Regions from separate parts of the Mus musculus genome. Here all the other regions are linked to region 1. Evidence: chromatin loops called from intact Hi-C (ENCODE). Cell type or tissue: heart. All regions are shown on one strand. Region 1 has its middle 18 kb from the start of Gm30999. Region 2 overlaps Ptch1 (patched 1). Region 3 overlaps Ptch1 (patched 1).

Region 1 (8,000 bases):
TGTGAGCTGAGACCTGAATGACAAGTAGTGGCTGCCATGTGAATTTGGGACAGGAGTGTTCCAGGTAAAATAATAAGCAGATACAAAGGCCCTAAGGTGAAAATGTGCAGGTCCCTGAAGTACACCAGGGCCAGTGCCCTTGGAGAGGGATGACTGATGGAAGCGAATCTGTGAGGGACAGTGTTGCTCAAGTGTGGAAGTCCAGCATATACTCAGTGCGATTGTCTCCTTTGTTCAGCGATGTCCACACACTCCCAAGCTTCTTGCACTGAAGTCATAGGGGAGTTACATAAGTCAGAAAGTCCATTCGGATCACAGAGGGAAGAGAGGACAAGGGCAAAGAAGAGAACTTCATCTGGAACCCATGGAAAAGCTTGTGGAGTGTTCTAGACAAGGGTGGCTAGCTTGAACCTCATTTATTCTTGTTTACACTGCATGTCCACAAGCATGCATGTTTACTCACAGAAGTCAGATAGGACGTAGAATCCTCTGGAATTGAAACTACAGGTAGTTGTGAGCTGCCAGACATAGGTTCTGGGAACAGAACCTGGTTCTTTTAGAAGAGCAACAAGCACTCTTAGCCAATGAGACATTTCTTCAGTCCTCCAAAAATTTCTGGTTTTTAGAAAGAAAATGTGGCTATAGCCACAGCCCTCTTAACAGTTCATGGGCTAGTTCTGCCATCGTGCAGAGCCTGCTACAGTGAGGGAGTTGGGGGGTCGGGAGAGTGTAAGGGAAAAAGCATAGTTGCCTGCCCTCCAAGCTGTCAGAGTCCCAGACACCACGATCAGCCACCTCTGGGATTTTGCTGAAAGATAAACACTGATAAGGCCTGCAGGTCATCCCCAGCAGCCAAGGCCCCCAAGCTCGCTGAGAGGAGGTGGTGCTCCCAGAGCTGAGTCGACAGAAGCCAGGACTGCACGTGCTTCCCTTCAGAGGGAAGCTGCGGCTGGCCACCCACCCTGGGTCTGCGCTGCCCCAGGATGGATCCCCCCCAGAGGGAAAGCATTGTTTGTGTCCTTCTCTGAGAGGCCAGGAGGTCAGGGACAAAAAGTCTCCGGCAGACTGACAGGTTTGGGGTTGCATCTACACAGAACTGTGGCAGAATTTCAATCTCCATTAGCAAAAAAACAAAAAACAAAGCAAAACTATGCTACAAAAGCTACTAGTGAACACACCATGTCCGGGGCAGGGTAAACATTAGAAGTATGTCTGAATTTACCAGAACTGAGCAGTGCCTGCTGGGATGGGCAAGCCTTTGAAGTTAGCTTCTTACGGAGGAACAAACCAACAATAGTAGCAGCAACAACAAAACCCCACAGACTCTCTAAAACTAAATTACTAGAGTGATGTGGGCATCCCTCCAACCTGACCATAGTCGCCCTCCACTGCTATGGGCTCCATTCTACAGGCCTAACTAGCCAAGGATCAAAAATTTCACATTTGGGACTGCAGATGGAACTCAGTTGTTGGGGTGTGTGCTTAGCAGACACCAAGCCTTGTGGTTTGACCCCAGCACCACTTAAACAGCATGGAGTACACACCTGAAGTACCAACACTAAGGAGGAAGGTTTAGGAAGATCATAAGTTCAAAGCCATCCTTAGATAGTCAGCAAGTTTGAGGCCAGCCTGGGCTTCGTTAGAGCCCTGTATAAAACCAAAACAAGACAAAACAAAACAAACAAAAACCCTCAAAATGGCATATGTTTTAATATGTATACTTTAGTTTCTGAAAATCCAACATAACAACTTTTTAGGCAACATTTGGCTATTATATTCACGCTGAGCTACTTAGGGATGGTGGGGTGCACATCACACTTTTTATGAGGGGCAAAGTACACTCAGATTTTTATTTGAGGCCTGAGGTGGAGTGCCAGCCCGTGGATGACTCTCTTGCCAGCACTGAGGGATGATCATAATTTATGCTGAAACTGTCCACACAGGGCCTGTGACATGCCCCTCTAAAAACAGGATGAAGGTTAGGCATCCTTGTCTGACCCTAGAGAGACTGACCTAACAATGATGCCCATAATCAAACTCACAACCCTCTCAACAGTTTTTTGTTTTGTTTTGAGACAGGGTCTCAAGTAGCCCAGGCTGGCCTCAAATATGATTAGTAGCCAAGGATAAATTTGAACTTTTAATCCTCTAGAGTGCTTGGTGCATGGCGCTCAGTCTAGCGTTCGCACAGTGCAACACTGCCCTCTGGTGGTCAGTAGAAGACAACGGCCTGATACTTCAGGGACAGGTTCTCACCAGGGGTCCTCACTCTACCTCCTCTGCTCCTTAAACAATGTGGAGATTGAACTCTAAAGTCTGCCTTCCTGGAATGTCGGTGGGAGGTGGATTCTGGGCATCTGGTGATCCAGGAAGGCGATTCTGGTCGAGGAGCTCTAGGGGGTTTTCGTCTTGGTGTTTAGGCTTGGAAAGTCTAGTCTGTGATGCTGGGTAATCCTGAAAGGCTGATCCAGAAGCAAAGGAGGCAAAGAATTAAAACCTGTGCTGCCTATGAGACGGGACTTGTGCAAAAGCTGCACACATGGTGCTAATAACTACAACGAGAAGGACTGAGAACAAGAGTGACTGCCTGGTTTCATTGGGATTTTTCTCGTTTAGTGGGTAAAGGTGCTTGCACCAAGTCTGACCACCTGAATTCAGTTCCCAGAACCCACATGGTAGAAGTCCCAAAAGTTCTCTTTTGGCTTCTGCATGTTTGTGCGTGCACACTCAATAAACAAATGTTTAGAAAATAGAGGGAGTGTCTCCAAAAGCCCCATTCCCTTCCACTGCTCTTCAATCCAGCCCAGTCAGGCTCTGAAATCTCACCACTGCATTTTGGGTGTGAGGCACAGAGACACCCTAGTACTGTCTGGGCATAGCTCGAGGCCTAGACTAGACTGCTCTCAGCAATGAGGACTGGCAGAAGTCAAAGACAGATTCTGTCCTTCAGCTGAGCCCAGCTCTGGCCTCTGGAGAGTCCTTTCTCCTTCTGGTTTCTGACTTGTCACTGTCTCCTGCAAGCAGCCCTTCTCCATCGCAGTACATTCAGCCTGGCGTATCCTGGCTTTGCTATGCTCCCAGTTTGCAGAGGCTGTTCTCTGTTCAGTGTCCAGTCTCTCCATGTCCCATCCCCACATCCCGAATAGCACATCTATTCACCCCTCCTGATCTTCTGGAGTCAGCTCCTTGGGTCAGCCACTAACCTGCCGACTGGCTGCAGGTGTAAGGAGGAAATAGGAAGATGGAAAGGGTACATCCTTTGCTTGCATTTTGACTTTCTGAGCATTTTCTTGTTTTTTGTTTGTTTGTTTGTTTGTTTTTGGTTGGTTGGTTGGTTGGTTGGTTGGTTGGTTGGTTTTTTCGAGACAGGGTTTCTCTGTGTAGCCCTGGCTGTCCTGGACCTCATTTTGTAGACCAGGCTGGCCTTGAACTCAGAAATCCCCCTGCCTCTGCCTCCCAAGTGCTGGGATTAAAGGTATGCCCGGCTCCGGCAGCATTTTCTAAGGCAATGATTGCATTTGCATTTTCCTTGAACATAGAAGTTGCAGATGCACAGCCAGACTTCATGACCACGAGAGAGGGAGCTGAGCACCAACTTCCCAAAGTCCAGCATGCCTGTGAGAAGAGCCTCCTTAGAGATGGCAGATGGTGGCAGGTCTGCAGGAAGTCCTGACACGTGATGGCTGTGCATAGGGTGGTCTTACCATCCAGCTGCCCCCCTCCCCCCAAGAACCTCAGGAGTGTTTCCAAAGTGCCAGAGCTCAGAAACCAGGTTTCCCTCTGGGTTAAAGGTTTCCTCTCATTTAGGACCAAATCATAGAAACATGAAAAAGGCAGCTTGGGAATGTCAGCCTTTCCAAAATGCTGCATCCCCACTTTTTAGCTACCCAGTAAATAAATACACAATTCCCCCAAAAGGCTGCTCTAAAGTCTACTGCCACCTAGAGGACTGTATGTAAATTCTAAGCCTTAAGGTCATTTTTTCTGCTTCAAAAGCAAGCCATCTCTTGGTCAGTAAGTGACACCTCCTGCCACTGTCACCACATGGCTTGAGGCCTCTTCCTCTGGGCTGCTGGCCACTGACTTCCAGCAGGAGAACTGGCTGGATCATACAGGCTGTCCCAGATAGAGAAAATGGCCCTTCTCCCCCAGGATTGTCCCCATATTTCAATCCTCATGCTGAATGCTTCTTAACTTCCCTGTCTACACTCTGTCTCTCTCAGTTTTATTGACAGTCTCATGTGCCAAGACTGGCTTGACAAGCTACGTAGTCATGATCCTTCTGCCTCTACCTCCCAAATCCTGGGATAACCTGAAATAGAATTTTATCTATCAAATCTTTAAAATTTTGTCTAAAAAATGAACAAGCAAGAACAACTCTGCATTTTCTCATGCTCTGGGGGCCGCAAGGCTGACTTCTGGGAGCCCCTCCTTTGGCTTGCAACAGCACTTCCCCTGTTCTGAGTGTGCACAGGGCCTGGTGTCTCTGTGTAACCAGATACCCTTTTCTCATAAAGATGCAGCCAGACTGAGCCACATCTCCCGGAGAGCCTTCTTTCTTCACCTTTCTGAAGATGTTCTCTCTCTGTGTTTGTCTATTCTGAAGCACTGGAAGTTAGAGCTTCAATTTAGGATGACATAATACTGCCCACAGTACTGTAGAAACCAAACAGAAAAGATCTGCAGACGAGAGGGCTCCAGGACTGGGTCTCTTGGGTCTCTGAGAAAAACTGGGTGGGTGTCTATTTGCAGCACAAGGGACTATCTCACATCCAAATGCTGTCCTCTGCCTACACGAAAGACACCACAGACGCCAGCTTACCTCAGTGACGGACACATCACACAGGACCACAATGGATTTCGGTTTCTGAAGTAAGTTTGACTGACTCCTCTGGAAAGCCCTATACCTAGAGATCTTGAGACGTAGTGGTTCTTCCAGCCAGTGGCTGGAGAGAGACAAGTGGTTCCTGGAGAGACTGATTTCAACACAGCACAGCCTTCTGGGAAAGGCAGGACACACACACCCTCTCCCCTGTAGCTCATCATCTAAGCAGAGTGGAGTCTTCGTGTTCGTTTTCACAGTTCCACAATACATGGCAAGTGAGGAAGCAACAACAAAAGACTCTTCTATACCCGTGTTGGAGTCCCTGTGATTAGAAGCGGAGACCAGAATCCAATGGGACTTTATGTTGTTTTCCAGTGGAGACCACATAAAACTGATTACAAATGTTTGAAAAGTTGATAACTGCTAATAAACTGTGTTCATAAAGATCTTAGAAAAGAAATGTAGTGCACGTGGGTAAAAGTTCCCTATCTACAAACCAATGATGCTTAATTTCCTAGTGGCATGGCTCTCCTATGGAAGACCTTAGTTTGCAGGATATGTAGGCAAATGGCAGGCTGAGCAAGCAGGAAATCTTTACAGATGGCCGCCAATGTTATTGTCTGAGCTGTGCTGTTGGCAACCATGGCAAAGCAATTCCCTGCTATTCCAGGAGGAATAACAGAAGACTGGAGCTTCACCTCCAGTAACTGCCCTAGGACATCGTCACAATAAACAGGCTTCACAGCCACCCTGACAGATCTTCCTCAAGTGCCTCCCAAGCAATTGCCCTGCTTTCCCCTGAACTTTGAAAAGTTCAGCATCTGCGGTTTGAATCATGATCTGGGCTCACAGGCACGTTCCTGTGCGTTTGTATATTTTAAAAGAAGGAAATTTCATTTGTACGTTACTTATACAAACGAAGTTGCAGCCTTGATGTTTTTAAAACCGGGTCTTGGATTCTGGGTGAAAGTCCTTGGTGACAGAGGGAAGTTTTATTGCCGAAAAGGGAACCTGCTCATTTCCTCTAATCCCCCAGCCCGGGTGGGAGGAACAGAGTTACAAACATTGCCGTTCCCTGAGCAGAACATCATTTCTCCACACTCACTGAAATATAAATTATAATGAGAAGGAGAAATGTAAACAGCAGCGAAGCCAGTGCTCCAGGCTTTATGTCATGGACCAACAAGCAAGTGAGAACTAAGCAAAAGAAAAAAGGTGTCCTGCTAATAAAAAACCTGGATTCAAAAGCTGAACAAAACCATGGCATTAGCCAAGAGCCAGCTCAGAAGCATACACTGACCAGAGCAGCTACAGAAACACTAATGCTGGGAAACTAGCTTTCTGCTTGCTAAGCAGCCCTTCACTCATTGAGCTACAATCCCACTGCTCTCTGTCTTTGGCTATTTAAACTATGCTTTGGAGGTAGGACAAGATGGAAAATGCCTAAACTCATGGTATGCCATGTCAGAGCCAAGGCTAGTGGTAAGAAACGAGCAGACACATTTAGAAACCCAGGATGTGGTGTCCCTAAATCACAAGAAGAAACTGTTTTATCAGAGTCAGTAAGTAACAACTAATATATTAACCAGAAAGTGGCCTCATATGATTCCTCTAACCTTATCAGTCTCCATGGATAAGTGAGACTTACAGGGGGTGGGGTGGTGATGAAGGAGACCAGTGAGGTAAAGAATTGCAGAGTGACACAGGAAAACTCTAGAAGCTTTATGAAGGGCAAGAGAGGGGAGGTATTGAGTAACAATTTCCTCTGTATTGAAACAGTCCCTGGAGGAGAGGGGAGGCTCCAAGACTCAGGAAGTTAACAACTCACAAGTTTCAGGAAGTTTCCAAAACTAACAAGATTTGCAAAGCCCATCCCCACCTCCATCCCCATCTCCACCCTCATGGAAGCAGTAACAATTGATAGGGGGGAAGACTCCAGCCAGCCCTGCAGTCTTAGAGAGACTCTTGTATCTCTCAAGTTGCCTGCAAGTTGTGCAGAGAGCTCCATGGCTGCAGTTTTCATGAAGTATCATCCACACCAAGATGGGCGTTGTTGTTGTTGTTGTTGTTGTTGTTGTTGTTGTTGTTGTCTTTGTGTGATGTATCAGCCTTTGAGTCATCCTTGCTCCTGTATGGAAGCCCAACAAACTCATTGGTTCCCCAGTATGGAGTTTGGTTGAATCATTTCTCTTGTCTGTTGTTGGGCCCAATTGGGTGAGTAGATATTTACTCACATCTCCCCAAGAAAAGACACATAACAGGTGAGAACAGATGAGGGATGCATAGAGATGTGTGGATGGAGTCTCTTTACTAATGGTACATAGTGGAGGATAGTTAGATGCTGACAAGAATGATCCAGAACAGCTGAAGATTGCCTGTACATAGAGGGTTTGCTGTAAGGATGCCACTAAATCACTGTTTGTAATGACAAAAATAGAAAGCAACCTTGTCTGATGGGGGCACTTACTAAATATACCAGAAATATGTGTCCATTAAGAGTGATATCATGTACCAATATCTATATCTACTTTCATAAATTTATTATTTTTTATTTTTACTTACATGTATGTATGTTTGTATGTATGTATGTATGCCATATATATATATATATATGTATGTGTGTGTGTATATATATATGTGTGTGTGTATATATATATATATATATATATATATATATATATATATATAGTATTAGGGTTTTACTGCTGTGAACAGACACCATGACCAAGGCAAGTCTTATAAAAAAACAACATTTAATTGGGGCTAGCTTACAGGTTCAGAGGTTCAGTCCATTATCATCAAGGTGGGAGCATGGCAGCATCCAGGCTGTCATGGCTCAGGCAGAGCTGAGAGTTCTACGTCTTCATCGAAAGGCTGCTAGTGAAAGACTGACTTCCAGGTAACTAGGGTGAGGATCTTAAGCCCACACCCACAGTAACACACCTACTCCAACCAGGTCACACCTATTCCAACCAGGTCACACCTCCAAATGGTGCCACTCCCTGGCCCAAGAATATACAAACCATCACATTCCATTCCCTGGCCCCCATAGACTCGTTCAAACACATGAGGCTATGGGGGGGGGCGCATACTTAAACATAGCACAATGCAAAATGCATTTAGTGCAACTTTTAAATTCCTCATAGTCTATAGCAGTCTCAACAGTATTAGAAGT
Region 2 (8,000 bases), 520 kb before region 1:
AGGATGAGTTTGGCCTCGTCAGCTTTGCCTTGGGAATAAAAGGTCCCCCAGGGTCTAGTTTGGGCCACCGCTCAGATGGCCCTTGGAAGCACCACGGGGATACCTCTGGCACACACCTCAGTTGGAGCTGCTCCCCCACGGCCTCTCCTCACATTCCACGTCCTGTAGCTCTATGACCTCCACCTTTGAGTCCCTCCTCTCACACCTGACATGAAAAGGCACATGAGGATCCTCAAATACCCCGTGATCAGTCTCAGGGTAGCTCTCATAGCCTGGACAGGGCCCCCCTCGGGGGTTGCGCCCAGGTCCAGGCGGGGGATGCACAGCAACAGTCACCGAAGCAGAAGCCGTCACAGTGGTGATGGGCTGGCAGTAGCTGGGCACAGAGCTGCCCATGGCGGTGGACGTTGGGTTCCGAGGGTTGTGAGAACGGGCCCCACGGGGCCCTGAGCGGTCCCTATTGCTAGGGCCAGAATGCCCTTCAGTAGAAATTTCAAAAGCGTCTCTGCGCGGTCTGTAGGGGGGTGGCCGCAAGCCTTCTCTAGGGGGATCCCTTCGAGGCTGCTGGCCTTGCCGTCCAGGGGACAAGGAGCCAGAGTCCAGGTGGGGCTGTTGCCGAGGGGTCAAGGGAGGCTGATGTCTGGAGTCCGGATGGACCACCTGCAGAGGAGAGACATAGGTCAACACAGGGAGGTAGGATGGTGGTGATGTTCCACCCACAAAAGAAAACCTATTCCTTTAGAAACCTCCAGGATGTGAATCCTGCCTGCACCTGCACAGCTGGCTGGAGGCATATAGCCACTGCCCATAGATCTCAACTTACCCTCACAACCAACTGCCCCCAGGCCTAAGTTCTCTGCCTCAAAACTGCCAAGGCCTGGATAGCCAAGAGCCTGGGTGTCTTGGAAATATGCAACCATAAATAGTAGCTTTTAGAAGTATAAGGCTCCTGTTTCTGGGTCATATTAGTGTTGTTTTCACCTGTCCCCAGCCCTAAGCCAGGTGTGGCCAGAAGCAAATGTACTGTAAGAGCAGAGCAAAAACTTCCACACAGATAGTTCTGTTAGGCAATACATCTCTGCCTGACTATTAGGAATCTGGTTTCTGGGTCCTCTGTACAAAGCTCGGAGCAACACAGTGGCCACATCAATCAAAAGGACCGTGACCAACTTCAAAGTCGGTGAGCTTGTACCTATTTTTAGGCTCCTGCTGAACAGAACCAGATTCACACTACAGCTCAGCAGGGCATCGTCACGGGTGTGTGTGTGTGTGTGTGTGTGTGTGTGTGTGTGTGTTGGGGGGGGGGGGTGGACAGAGGACGGGGACACAATTCACTGGCCAGCCCTTCTCTCCTTCAAGGAAGGCTGCTCTAGCCTGGGACTGGAATACACATTTCCTGTAAACATGGTGGGGGCCTCAGGCAAGCCAGAGTTTTGGAGCCTTCCTTAACTCTTCAAGGTGGAGCATCTTGACTTGGAGGGTGGGGGTGCGGGTAAGGAAGGAACCTGTGGACTCCTCACTACCTTCTGGAATTAAGTACTCAGGATGCGTCTGCATACTTTCAATAGATCTCCAGCCATCTACAACAATAAGACCCTGAAGCCACAAAGCTACGGGAAAGCCTTAGATAGTAATTAAATAACTTTGTGCCAAGGCCACTTAAAGGTACCAGAGACGAGAGGAAAAGAATAAATGCTTCTTGTGGTGGAATACTACGCTGTTTGTTACATCATCTCCTCACATGTCCTTCTGAAAGGACAGATAGGGCAAAAGGAGATAAAGGCCCTAAAAAGCTGAGTCCATTCTGAATAAGGGTAGGGCTGGGGATGAGCCCCTGGGCTTTGGGAATTCCAGGCAAGCGCTTCACCACTAAACTATGCCTCCTTGTAACAATGCTGGCACTGCCCCGGTTCAGTCCACAAGATTAAAAGGAAACACATCCTACAGTCTACAAAGAATGGCGCGCTGGTGGTTTCCTGTGATTTGACCCCGGCGTGTACACTTTTTTCTTGCACCCCATCTGTCTACTAGATCTGCTGCTCAGAGTACACAAGAGCCTGCTCCGAACCTCCTGGCCCACTGCCACAGGACAAATGAATCTTCCCCACCGCCCCCCCCCCCTTGCCAACCCCCCAGGTGACTCACAGTGGACCGGGCAAAGACAGGGTTTTCTGTGGCTTCCACAATCACTTGGTGGGCAGGGCCTCCGGCACCCTGCTGTGCTTCGTATTGCCTGAGCTCCTCACTGATGCCAGACACCGTGGTCTGAGAGCTGTACTCCGAGTCGGAGGAATCAGACCCATTGTTCGTGTGACCAGGAGGCACGGCAAACCGGACGACACTTGGAGGCGGCTCAGGCGAAGGAGTGGGCAGTCGGTTTAGGCCATTGGCTGGAGACACCTGTTGAAGGAGGTTTCCAATTAAAAATGTTACGTTTGTTGACCCGCAGGTCACTTTCAAAGTTCAAAGCCCAGGATTATTGGCCTCTGTGACCTCGTAGGGGAACCCCATACATTAAACTGTATTTACTTCCCGTCTCCCTGCTATCTGGAAGACACTCACGATTCTGGCACAAAAACATTGTCCCAACTTCTAATACCAGAGAAGCCAGACATCGGCTACCTATCTTGTCTGTCCTGTTAAGCCCAAACAGTTATCTGAGGTCGAAAACCTTCCTAAGCTGCCCATCCATTGGTGTAAAACAGTCAAAGGGAAAAATGAAACAGCCATTGTTAATGGATGTTGACCGAAAAGCCCAGACCATCTGCTAATATGGCAACACCTGAATATCTCAATCCGGGGTGGCATTGGGGGGCAATCACTGACCTCAGGACACGGTCCAAAGAAGGATAAGAGGACAGGCAGCAGAACCAGTCCATTGAGAACCCCCAAGACGGTGAGAATGGCCAGGACGGCAAAGAAGTATCTGGAAGACAAAAGGGATATGGGACATGTCAGCGAGGAAGGAGAGCATTCCACGCCCCCGGGCGCCCAAAGGTTACTCTGCACTAAGAGCTCAGCTCAACAAACCTGCTGGGCTGAGAAGTCAACCACAAAACACTAGTTCAAACTTAGCATAGATTAGTTTGGGATTTTGCTCTTTTTTTTTTTTTATTTATCCTTGCGGCTCTGAGGACTAGATTCCTCCACACCCTGCAGCGTTACTTCATGAAGGGAAGGGGAAAAAATTGTTAATTTGATGAAATCTCCTGCCTGTGATGTTATTTATGAACGTGTTACACCAACACAGGAATATGGAATGTGAGCTGAATGGCTGAGCACCCTGAAAGTACAGATACAATGCTGGGCGAGGGGCCCCTCTCGAGAACCCAGCAGAAGCAAACAAATGAAGTACAGGGCGTAGAATTTAAACAATTTGGCGCAGGAGGAAAAGCAGCCCACTTCTGCAGGCAGCTAATCCACTGTGAAATGCCCCTGCCTCTTACAGCAGAATCTCTAATTAAGTCTCTAGTGCATCAGGTAAGGCTTTCCCTGGGCTTTCATTAAGCACAACTTTCTGCCTAGAATTTCTCTGGGTTCCAGTTTTACCAAACAGCTCCAATTGCAACCTTTTTAGAACACAGGAACCAGCTTTCTGCAAAGAAAACGCTGCCCATTCTGTGAGAGCCGGGGCATTGTGCAGGGCGAGGGCACTCCACAATGGCAGGGCTGCTCTGCAGGCCAATCTTTTGTTGAACAATTTAGCATCTTTGAATACTCTTGTTTTGCGTCAGCCAATTCAAACATAAAGGCTGAAGCACCATGGTAGAAGAGGGAGAGTGAACAGTGAGTTCTGCGTTCCCACCATTGAGGGCTAAAGGTCTGGGATCCTTCAAGAATACCAAGGTAAACCTGTCAGCCAGGGCCCGCCTCTGGTCAGCACTCTGCACAGCTGGAGGGCGCACACTCCACGCAAGGATGCTTTTCTGGAACTAATGATTTCTAGGGCTTTGATGGAAAGGTGGGGGCTGGGGGCTGGGGTTAGGATGTCCTGGAAAGAGAGAGGGACGGCTAGATATCTATCTGTTAATGGTCCCCTGGATCATAAAACTGAACAGCTCCCCTACAATGCCATGTCTACGCATGTTTTGACATTAGATGAAAGGAGAGAGAATCCCTATAAAAATACAAATACCTTACAGCTATTGTAAACACTAAAACCTGCTGAGTTGCATTAGTAAAAACCCAAGCTGCCAATGTCTTGCTCTAACATAAACTGTGGAACTTTTGGTGGAGGCATATATCAACGGCAGGCATTAAGACATTTGCATCCCATCCATCTAGCTGCAACATAAACAGACCAATTAGATTTCTGACGGCTTCATGTATACAGAGTCTGCTCATTTATTCAACTCCAGTGAGGACTTTATCCATCCTATTTTAGAAAATGGGAAGCCCTTCTAAGTGCCTGAAACAGAAACCATGATCTCTCTGGGAGGGAATGAGCAGGCCCAGCGAGGACAGGATGAGCGGTTAGGTTGTGTTCCTTAGTATCCTATGTAAACCCGTGCTCCAGCTCCTCAGCTGACTTGACCTGCAAGGTCTCCGCACACCCAACTTTCTCTCGGCTTTGAACTGCTTAGAGAGCTATATCTCCCAATCCCTGCAGACTATAACCACAAAGCAGAGATGGGTTTCCTGCTACCTGCCAGTAATCACAAAAAAAGGCACCTGTGAGGCCAGCATTACCTTTGTGTTGACAGAGCCAAGAGACGACACCTATTCAGTCTCATTTGGCATTGGGCATTGATATCATTAAGACAAAGCTAGTATCTGTGTAAGAGTGTGTGGGAGAAGCAAACACCAAATCAACACTTTAAAACAAAATAATCCCAAACCAGGATCTAAGAGCAACTATCTCAATGGTATTTGGCAAATGAGAATCTAATGAGTGGTTCACCAACTTACCAATAGGCTGTGTGAATACTAGCATGCTCAGGCTCACCTGGGAGCTGTCTGGAAAGGCCTCCATCAATATGTATCTTAATAGCCCCAGATGATGAGGGAGCATATTATACAGGAGTTCTAGTCCACACTGAAATGGAGTCAATCTTCTGCCTACTCTACTCTCAATGAGCCAACCATGCCCTCCATCAGAAAGACCGACATGCCAGAAGCTTGGCAATGCCTCAAGGCTGGTCAATGAACTCACACCCTTTCTTTTTCCTCCTCTCCTCGTGGGGGACTGAATTCACTTATTCCATGCATTCGGCTAAAACTTGTAGCTAAAAATCCTTTTCTTATTTGAAAATGTGAACTTACCCTACTTGGCCAGCCTGTGTGTACACACATGTAAAGCTTGATTAGTGCCAGATGTGGTAGCACATGCCTATAATTTTAGCACTTAGAAGGTGGAGGGGGGACAGCAACTCAAAGCTGTTCTCTACTATGGGAGTTTGAGGCAAGCCTGGGCTACATGAGACCTGTTTTGTAAACACACAAACAAAACCCAAAACACCCAACCCCCTAAAAAGTATTTTCTTGTCTTCTTCACACTTTCCTGCTTTTTAACTTTTTTTTTTTTTGGTTTTTCGAGACAGGGTTTCTCTGTGTAGTCCTGGCTGTCCTGGAATTCACTCTGTAGACCAGGCTGGCCTTGAACTCAGAAATGCGCCTGCCTCTGCCTCCCAAGTGCTAGGATTAAGGGTGTGTGCCACCACGCCTGGCACTTTCCTGCTTTCTAATAGACACTAGTGCTTTTCCTAAAAAAGTAGCCTGAAGAGTAGCCAGAAGGTACAGGAGTTCTAGCCCCACCAGGGAAGGGCAGAGTGATCCTATTTCACAGAGTACCAATAAAAGCAAAACTAAACAATGCTACCAAGGACAGCCTGATTAGGTCACCTCTCCAGACATGGAGCATCGTACACAGCCTCTTGCTATTCTAAAGACATACTAGTATCTTAAAACACTGGATTTTCCTCCCCAGTGGGTCATGGTTTTAATCAGTGGTCACCCGGGGAAGCCAACATTGCCTTAGAGTTGCTTCTTTCTCGGGTGGTTAAGAGTTTCCAAAATGAAAACTCACTGTCCTTTACTTTGCAAAGTCAGCATCTTACCCAAAGGAACAAAATCTGGCCTTGTGATGCCAAGAGGAGTACACAGGCCAAGCTTAGAGTCTCTAAATTTGACCCTGCAGTCAGGTACCCAGCATTTATGAAGCCTCAGAAGGGACCCAAACACAAAATCTGGGTACACTGTATCATTTCCTATGTGTACTTGAGCTAGGTGACCATATTGGAGGTAGACAATGTTTTCTTTCTGTCTTGCTTTAAGGCAGGCTCTTAAGTATCCCTGGCTATCCTCAAACTCAATATAGCCAAGGGTTGGGATTACAGAGATAAGCCACCTGCACTTGTTTCACATGATATTGGAGATGGGATTCAAGGGTTCACGCATACCTAGCACCCCAAAGGGGTACATCTCTGTCCCCTCCACAGTTCTGAAGGAGAGGGGCCTAGAGCTGATTGTCACTAATTACCAGAAGCCAAAGTCATCTCTCTGTAGATGTTTGCAACTGGAATCTCAACACATGCTCTTTCAAGCTGTGGAGTTGCCTCTACTCTAACCCAAGAGACTGCTAGACCAAGATGCCTGTAAGAGACAGGCTGAGATACACCCCCTACAAGACAGAAAAGGAATAAGCCACGAAGACAATAACGATTTTTGTATCAAGCGTCCTCTCCCATTTCAGCTTACCTGACAATGAAATCAAATTCGGACCCTGCAAGCATCAGTACACCCAGCAGAGTGGACACAGCACCGTCCAGAACGGGAGCAAACATGTGCTCCAGAGCGAGCATAGCCCTGTGGTTCTTGTCCCCAATGGCTGTCAGAAAGGCCTGAACAAAGGAGAAAATTGACACGGTCACATTCTGGGTGTGGTAAAGTGCTCAGCTGTGTCTATACTTGGGTTTTGTTGACTTTTCTTATGTCCCTCAGACCGTTCTCAAACTCACTACTGTACAAGAATGGCCTTGAGCTAAAGCCTCCTTGTTCTATTTCTGGAGGGCCGACGTTGACAGGTGTGCACTACTATGCCTGGTTTTCTGTGGTGCTGAGGATAGAGCCCAGGGCATCCTGCAGACTAGGCATGCACATTGCCGCCTTACCTATAGCCCAGCCCCTACCCTACAAGTTAAGTAATTCTTAAGTTTCTGTAGGTGGACAGAGCCATCTCAAAGAGACTTCTCTATCATTAAGGAGAAAAAAAATCATCCAAAATGTAGCAATAAAGCCAAAAGGATGACTGACTTTTTAATGTCACGATAAAACATCATTTATTAGGTCTTCTGAAAATAAGAGTGTGTATAGGTGTTTTGCTCGTATGTATGTGCATACGTCTGTTCACCATGTGCTTGCCTGGGGCCCACAGGAGATAAGAGGGCCTTAGATCCACTGGAGCTGGAGTAGAAGGTGGTTTTGAGCTTATGCTAGCTAGCCAAGCCCTCTACCAATGAGCTTACATTCCAGCCTCAGCTCTGGCGGAGATATTAGACACTGCGTCTGCCTTTTCTTCCCCCCAAATCTATGTTCAATAGTCTACTGCTTAGCTCCTACAATGTTTATTTGTTCTCACTGAATCTGGATTCATTACAATGCCCTGTTCATAGTACTGAGCCATAGTTAATGATAACGCATATTTTGAACAAAACCCAAAGCACGGTCTAGGCTTATAATCCCAACAGGCAGATCTCTGGACTTTGCCTATCAGTCAGCCTAACCTACTTAGTGTGCTCCAGGCCAGTAAGAGAATCTGTGCAAAAAATCCCCAAGGCAAATGGTGCCTCAGTAACAGTATCTGCTACTTTCCAGTCTCCACAGGCATCTCACTCGGTTGCTTGCAGACACACAGGCAACTCACATACACGGACACGTCTGAGATACTGTTTCTAAGTCATCATCTTACTAATAGCTTCAAAACACGTTCTGTACATCCACATCCACAGCTGGTGAGAGCGGTGACAGCTCTGAGAGGCGACAGAATGCACATACAGTGTGCT
Region 3 (8,000 bases), 510 kb before region 1:
CGGATGTTGGCCTGGGAGGCAGCGTAAGCTACAGGGTCGTTGCTGACCCAAGCGGTCAGGTAGATGTAGAAAGCGCTCGGATTAATGATGCCATCTGCGTCTACCAGACGCTGTTTAGTCAACTACAAAACGGAAAGAACAGAGGTCATTCAGGGCGGGCTGTGGGGTAAACACACTCCTGCTGGGAGAGCAAGGCTTTGTACCCACATTTCCAACAAGCAGTAGAATACCCATGCCTCCACAGTGCCCCAGTCCCACAAGAATACCTTTGATGTCTTTCAAAATACACTTATTGGGGGATGCAATCACCAGTGTGTTTACAGCAAACACACGGTTCCGCAGATGGCCCAGGAATTGGCTGAAGCAATTAAATCTGAATGCTAAAAGAGACTGTCTGCAGCCAAGGCGGGGAATGAACAATCTGGAAAAACATATTTATAGGAGGGGCACGGGGGGAACCTGGCAAGCATCCCTATCCACGTCTGTGTGCAGTTAACCTCTGTTGTTAACACTGAAGGAAATACCACCCAGTAAATGGAGGGAGCTATAAAATAAAACAGCATCTGTATAAATTTTGCTAACACAGCCTCTGATGACCTGTGTATTCAAAAAAAAAAAAGCCCATTGCCAGAACAGGAAAACAAAGATGCAAAGCCAGGGCCCTTCTGAGGAATATTACTTCTGCACCTTGGTCAGATTCAGTGGCCACATCTGCTCCCTCTACAGTAGGTCTTGTGGGCTTTGCCTGGGTCAAAGCCACTACGAGACACAGTGTGGATTATATATATGGTAGATACATCAAAAAAATTTCCTGTTTACTTTAGACCCAGGCCTCCTTCCAACGTTTGGTCTTTCTTAACGAACACCAGTGACAGGAGTTCACAGAGAAAAGAGTGGGGGAATAAAGAGCGTGGAAGAGACCGGGCGGGGCGGGGGGGTGGGGGAGAGACAGGCAGAGTAGACTGCAGGGATCTGGATTCAATTAATCCACAGGATCTCTAACAACTGTAGGTTTTCAGACTGTCTCTGGAATTACATAGCACAGCTCCTGGCCTCTACGTATGCAGCGTGCTCTTCTTTCCCCCAGGAGAGGAAATGATATCTCAGTGCCTGGACCCCACCACAGGCGTCCCACAGATTCCCTGATCTCTAACTCCAATTCAGTCCGTCCCTGCTATCCTCTCAGGCAGGCTGGTCTGCCGTACCCTTGTCAGGCCCGACAGCTCATTGCACGCCACTATAAAGCATCAAACCTCACACTCCACAATGACTCTGAACAATGTACTTTGTAAATCTGTCACCTTTAGTGCCAGCAAAAGGGAGAGAGGACAATATGCAGAGCTGACAAGGAGATCATTAACGAGATGTTTTCTGCCTGAGGATAGGAAACTACCAAGAGCAAAGAGGCCTGGGACTCACCCCAAATCCAGGGTGCAAATGCAACCCCTGAGGAAACCAAATGGGATATGCTAGAATCCAAGTACTTTGAATACAAGATACTATCCAAAAGAACAGCTTTCAACATACTGTGGCGTGAGCTGCATGGGGAGGTTGCATGCTTCTACGCCTGCTTACGTTTGCTATATTCAAGAGCAGGTAGCTGCCCACACCTACACTCAACATCTACTGCTGAGGCCAAGCTGACCCCAGAAAGCATTAAATAACTAATCCATCCTCAACCTCTAGTGACTTTGCTCATCTTCTAAGCCACCCACCTACCCAACCTCTGTTCAAATGATTGCTCTCCAATAAACCCACCATCCCATGTCTGAATATAACTGAGACCACTATACTAATGTATTTTCATATAACACATATTTCAGTGTTCAATAAACTCTGAAAGCCCAGTATGGGTTGGTGCTTCCCACCACTGGGAAAAGCACACAGTGTTAACATACTGTATTTTTGCCCATTGCTATTGTGTTAGAGGCAACACCTGTCTGTCCCCTCCTCTTGCTTGACAGGCAGGGAAAGGGAAGTTTTCTGGCTAGCTCAGAGCCAGTTCAAGCTTCTTCCTACCATCTCCTATCACTTCAGGTTCTCATGGGACACAAGGTGGGATTATACACTGCCAGCCCTATTCCATGGGTCAGCTGCCTAGATGTAATAACTGCTCAGTGTCCTGAAACATCGGGAATACCTGACTAATGTCGATGGGCTTGTCTCGGCTGCCAGTCTGCACCAGGAGTTTGTAAGCGAGGACCCCGTCATCTGATCCATTTTTATAATTGTTTGGCATGATCCTCCCAGTTTCCCAGTCACTGTCAAATGCATCCTGAAGTCCTAGAAACAGAAACATGTGCAACACATTAAAACCTGGCCTGAGAGCTTTGGTCCAGAGGGATTAGGCTGAGGACAGGAGGCAGGGTAGGCGACTTGTCTGCAGTTTTCTCTCACTTAAGGAAGGACTCCTGATCTGCTAGTGAATGAACTGTGGTGCTAATCAAAAGATGCTCAGAGGGAAGAATAAAACACACACACTTTACTTAAACTAAGGAACGAAAGCCCAGGAACAAGACAGATGGCTTAGAGCTGCTGTTCTTCCAGTGGATCCAAGTTCAGACCCCAGAATCCACTCTGGAGGGCACACAACTGCCTGCAACTCCAACTCTAGAGATAACTGTCTCTTTTGGCCTCTACACGCACATCACACACACACACACACACACACACACACACACACACACACATCTTTTAAAGAAAACAAGCAAAAAGAAGAAAAGGAGAGGAGGGCACGGCAGTTCATGACTTTAATTGCAAAACGGAGGAAGCAGAGGCAGGCAGATCTGTGAGTTCCAGGACAGCCATGGCTGTATAGAGAAACCCTGTCTTCTCCAAAAGAAAGGAAGGAAGGAAGGAAGGAAGGAAGGAAGGAAGGAAGGAAGACTGAATGAGAGAGTGGGAAAGGGAGGGAGAGAGCAGGTCTCATTATGTATCTCTGCTTGGCTTGCACCTTGACTTCACTATGTAGATCAGGCTAGCTTGGAACTAACAAATCCACCTGCCTCCCAAGTGCCAGGTTGGCCTCCCCCCACCCTTCTTCCTGACTAATTGTAGCAAGAGAAAGCAAGGGGAAAAGACACAGACCATATCCATTAACCATTTCACGCCACACAGGGAGATAGGTCAGGAGTTCCTCACCAAGACCAGAAAATCCACCCCAAGCAGAAAAAAAAAATCACATTCAAGCTCCCAACTTGGCTGCCCCTGGAGCCAGGGTGAGGGAACACAGCTCTGTCAATCTGATCCATCTGTTTGACTTGTGCAGCTAATACAAGCTGTGGGACCTGCTGCCAGGCCATGTAAAGATCACAGCCAGCACCTATTCACTCTCCCCCTGTTCTCTTCCTCCCTGCCACCCTTCCTTCTGAGTGGAGGGCTGTGTGGAGGAGAGGGAGCACAAGGAAATACCTCACAGGGGAAATTTGGATCAGTTTGAGAACAGGAAGCCACAGGCCGACACAGGGAGGCTCTGTGGGGCTCTGTGAGAACAGATGACAAACCGCAAGCCCTGGGCGGGAAAGAGTGAGCCTTCTGGGCTTGGGGGATGGGCGAGCCCACCAGCTCACCACACACAGCTGGGCTTGGCCGCTGTAATCAAAACCATCATTATAGACCTGACAGTTTGGCTACAGCTGTAAAGAGGTAAGCATGCTGGAAGAGAAGACAGGGCCCTGGTGACCCAGACTTGGAGCTGAGCACTGCCTGGGGGGTGCTCTCCCCAATACCCCCACCAGCCTCACTGCACACCAGACACCTCCCAAGTAGACCCCCCAAGTCCCAGCTGCTCAAGATACCCCCTGCAGCAGACACATCTACTCAGATACATTTTATTCCATTTCAGGACTTGCCTAAGGGCACTTCAGAAACTAAAACAAACTAAATAACAACAACAACAACAAAAACACACGGTCTGTGAATGCTTAGCACAGTGAGGTGTTTGGGAATAGAGAGAGGGGAGAGTTGGAGCAGCCTTTTTAACAAAAGCCTCCCTCCAGCATTGTTATGCAGTGGGCTTTGTTTTTAGGAAGTAGGCTGGGTCACCTACAGGCCCTGGGTAGAGGGACCACCGGGGTGGCAATCTCTCCCACAGCTTTTCACAGGTTTGCACAGAGAGGCAGCACTACTCTACACAGATGTTATTTTAAGACCCAAAGCTCTTCCCCACTCCCACTCTGGAAAAATAAAATAAACAGAGAAAGACAACTGGTCCCCCAACCCCCTACAAGAATCCTGGTCTGTTTTCCAAGCAAGGAGAGAGGAGAGCTTTTATTACTTCAGACTTATGTGGGCCTCTTGGCTCCAGGTAGTCAGCCTTCAGCTGCTTACCTCCTGAGAGAACCAATCATGATTCCCATTTTACAGATGAGAGGACTGAGCCTGGTGACAAGTCACAGCTAAGCTTTGAGCCCAGGCAGCCTAAGGCCAGCCATACTCCACATGTATTACTTAGAGTGGGTTTTCACAGGTACAGTGTGCTGTTAGAAGTAATTGCAAAATACATGGAAAATACCAGAAGCTTAGCAGCATCTGCTGTCAAAGCAGGTAACTGAGAGTATATTTGCAAAGGTATAGTCACAGAGACTTCTGCAATACCTAGGGATCTGTGCATGTGCCCTGCCACCAACTTAGAATGAATTTCCTACAATGCTAGCCCTAATGTGCTCTCCAGCTATGGTCACCAACAGTAAAGTTCTTTCAGGGCCCCTTTAGTATTTTCTGACTGACCACTGAAAATCTGAACTTCCACAGGCTGTACACCAAACACTTGCCCCTTGGCTGACATTTACATTCCAACAGTTTACTGCAAACCCTTACATTTCAGCTGCAGTTCTTTAACTAGAAACACTTTACACGGAAAATTATTTTGAGTCTAGGCTAAAGGAAATTACCCAAGTATATAAGCTCCTAGAAATGAAATGATAATGTATTTTGTTCATGTAAGTCAGTGTGAATAAAAAATGAACACCCCCTGTACATGAAGCAATTAGATTTCATCTCCAACTTTACCACAGATGTCCTGAGAGATCGAGATATTATTTCTCAAAGGGAGAGTGCTTTCCTGGGTTCTAACCCAGGGCTGACTTTCAAAATGGCCTGTATTAGCCATTAAGTATGTTTTAGGACTGAGAAAAAAACAAAGTAACTATTGGAGTGTTGACAGACACCAGTGAGCTGGCAAAGTTTAACGGACTTCAAAAGCATAAACAAGAATTTGGAAGAAATGTTCAAAGACCCAAGTAACCAACCACTCAGGAGGTCTAAATAATGCCTCTGCAAGCTAGAGCCCTGGTGTCTGTGACCAGTGCTCTGTAGGATCCAGAAGGCATTACAGCCCCAGGGCTGCATGGTATCCTGCCATCTTAGCACGCATGGGCACAAATGTCTGGGGCTGGGTGTTGTTTGCTTAGCAGCCACAATGTGGTTCAAATATACCGATATCTATACATCTGAATGATTTGGGTCTTCCGTGTGCTTGCCCTTCTCAACCTTGGCCTACCTCACCAAAGGGAAGACACTGGAGAGAGCATTCTACAACACCCTCCTCCACTCAGCACAGCAGACTTCTTTGTCATTGGTGGCAAGTTATTTGCATGTCTTTGGTGAAAGTTGGGATGGGGAGGGGACTGTGGAAAAGCAGAGACTCTCTCAACAGTTTGGCTCTTTGTTAATTCACTACTTAAAAAACAATGCCTTGTGAAACAGAGTAAGAAACTAAAAAGTCAAGGGAATTCAAGTTACTCTCCAGGGTAAAGTTATGCTTTCTCCACCATCTCCCAAAGTCGGACATGGCGCACAGGTATGGGCAAATTCTAGTCACTGCTCAACACCAATTCCTGTCAAATCAAGTTGTTTATCGCCTAATGCAAACTCAAAGGGAAAGTGGCTGTCTTAAGACAAAAAGAGGGGCACTTAAATATGTGTTTAAACAAGCCTAATTAAGTGGGAAATTAAGACAGCCACTGGGATAATCTAAGCCAACAAATACTGGAGTCAGAATTATTTGGGTACTCCAGTAAGAGTAATTTTGCTTGAATTGTGTGGATAATCGTCCTGATTGTCTACTGTTATTTGCGCATGTCAACATGAACAGATGTTTTGGGAACCACTGAACGCCATTCGTATTCAGTCAGCGTGTAGTTACAAGCAAATTCGGACCATCTTATAGCGTTCCCCTGCCAACTAATATTTCCTAGAGATGTGTCTAGGATGGTGCTTGTCACCAAACCGGAGGAGTTTGATCTGCAGGACCAACATGGTGGAAAGAGGACAGTTAGTTGTCTTTGGGTCCATCTCAATATGGATACTATGGTGCACACACACCCTCACACACAAATGGACAGATAAAATGGAGAAGGGGGAGGGGGTAGGATTTGCCTTTTTGTGAAATACGAGGATGTAGCAAAGTATTTTTAAGTTCATCGCCAGATGGAAGGATGGCCTGTCCATATAAGGCTCTTTGGAAGTCAATGATGTCTATGGTCAGTTGGAAGGGTAAAGCACACAGACCACTTTAGTGTTGGATGTTGACACACGGGGAGGTGGCTTGGGGAGAGCAAACCTTCTCTATACCTTCCACTCAAATTTGCTCTGGGCCCAAAGTATATGGGTGAACTTTGAAAAGACAGTCAAAATACACAACAGCTGACCCAAAATCCACGGCTACAGTAGGCTGTAATTTAGCAGACAGCTCAGAGATCCCACCAAATACTCTAATTTTCACTTGGCCACCAAACCAGCTGCCATCCAGAAGAAAAGAGCAACAGAAGCATCCAGGCTCCCTGGTTCGAACTGCCTTTCCCTACTGTATGTTCCTAAATGAGTTAACAGGCTCTTGCTCAGATAGTTACAAAAAGCCAGAGCTGGGAGGTTGCCAGAGAAGTGGGCTTCATATAAAACAAGACTGGAGAGGCTCTCAGTGCTTCCTGCTCTTGCAGAGAATCTGGGTTTGGTTCTCAGTACCCACAACTCCAGTTCCAAGGAATCCAATATTTTTTCTGAACTCAGGCATCAGGCACATAAGTGATACAGATACAATACATATATGCAGGCAAAACACACACACACACTCTACATCTTAAAAAACTGGCTCGATGTGGTAGTGCTCACCTTTAATCCCAGCACTCAAGAGGCAGAGGCAGAGGCAGAGGCAGAGGCAGAGGCAGAGGCAGAGGCAGAGGCAGAGGCAGAGGCAGAGGCAGAGGCAGAGGCAGAGGCAGAGGCAGAGGCAGGAGGATCTCTGAGAGTCCAAGGCCAACCTGGTCTACAGAGTTGAGTTCCAGGACAGCCAGGGCTACACAGAGAAATCCTGTCTCAAAGAGAAACAAAGAGAGACAGAGACAGAGACAGAGACAGACAGACAGACAGACAGAGAGAGAGAGAGAGAGAGAGAGAGAGAGAGAGCAATAAGAAACTCATGCTGTTCCATTATGACAGAACACCTTCGCAGGGTGCTCAGAAAGGGAATCATGAGTAAGACCCAAGAATGACAGAAATGTGCAAGGCAATGGCCGCCTGCCACAGTTCTACCTTGAAGCCAGTCTCTAAAGTAGTGCAGCCACATTTGGGGAAGTTGCTTGTTCTCCTCCAGCATGACATACTTCACATTGCTGAAACTCTTATGAAGGTCGTAAAGTAGGTGCTGGATATTCGGGTAGTCTGCTTTCTGGGTGACTATATACATGTTGTAGAAAGAGAAGTACTTGAACTGGGCAGCTATGAAGTCATATTCTCTGGTTTCCCGGGGAACAATGTCCGTGAGGTCCAGCCCGTCTCTCACTCGGGTGGTCCCATAAAGGCTGACCCCCAGCAAGCCCAGGAAAAGAAGGATTACCACAACCTGTAACAGACAAAGGAGAGCACTGGATGAGACCCAGAAGAACATTCCTGATTTCTCCTAGACCGGTACCGACCGATGTCTTTACTTCCTTCTACATATCAGCCCAGGCTGAGCACGGCATATTAGGGAGTCAGTCTTTCAGCAGGAAAAACATAAAGCC

The links. A loop is a pair of places that touch in the nucleus more often than their neighbours do. Peaks named below come from ENCODE experiments on the same cell type or tissue, not always from the same donor. Only the 100,000 strongest peaks of a DNase experiment are listed, where the experiment ranks them.
Region 2: a loop joins it to region 1, with 2.3 times the contacts of the local background. A loop is called at or near these places in 5 of 42 quality-filtered maps.
Region 3: it touches region 1 in a loop (2.1-fold over the local background); 4 of 42 quality-filtered maps call a loop at or near these places.

Annotation. Positions count from the first base shown.
Region 1 is chr13:64,034,329-64,042,328 of GRCm38, forward strand. No RefSeq gene overlaps it. Among named protein-coding and RNA genes, the nearest start is that of Gm30999, 18 kb to the right of the region's middle. In heart, a CTCF peak has its summit at 3,944 (motif pointing left); no DNase peak of the experiment used is centred here; H3K4me3 peaks cover 440 bases; H3K27ac peaks cover 1,015 bases.
Region 2 is chr13:63,511,416-63,519,415 of GRCm38, forward strand. It overlaps Ptch1 (patched 1), which reads right to left. Exons shown (of 24, transcript NM_008957.3): 20 at 6,697-6,839; 21 at 2,827-2,926; 22 at 2,146-2,400; 23 at 117-660. The coding sequence ends at 118. Among named protein-coding and RNA genes, the nearest start is that of Ptch1, 50 kb to the right of the region's middle. In heart, no CTCF peak of the experiment used is centred here; no DNase peak of the experiment used is centred here; H3K27ac peaks cover 1,376 bases.
Region 3 is chr13:63,525,007-63,533,006 of GRCm38, forward strand. Ptch1 (patched 1) reads right to left here. Exons shown (of 24, transcript NM_008957.3): 15 at 7,531-7,840; 16 at 2,141-2,283; 17 at 1-122. Among named protein-coding and RNA genes, the nearest start is that of Ptch1, 37 kb to the right of the region's middle. In heart, no CTCF peak of the experiment used is centred here; a DNase peak (open chromatin) is centred at 3,455; H3K27ac peaks cover 983 bases.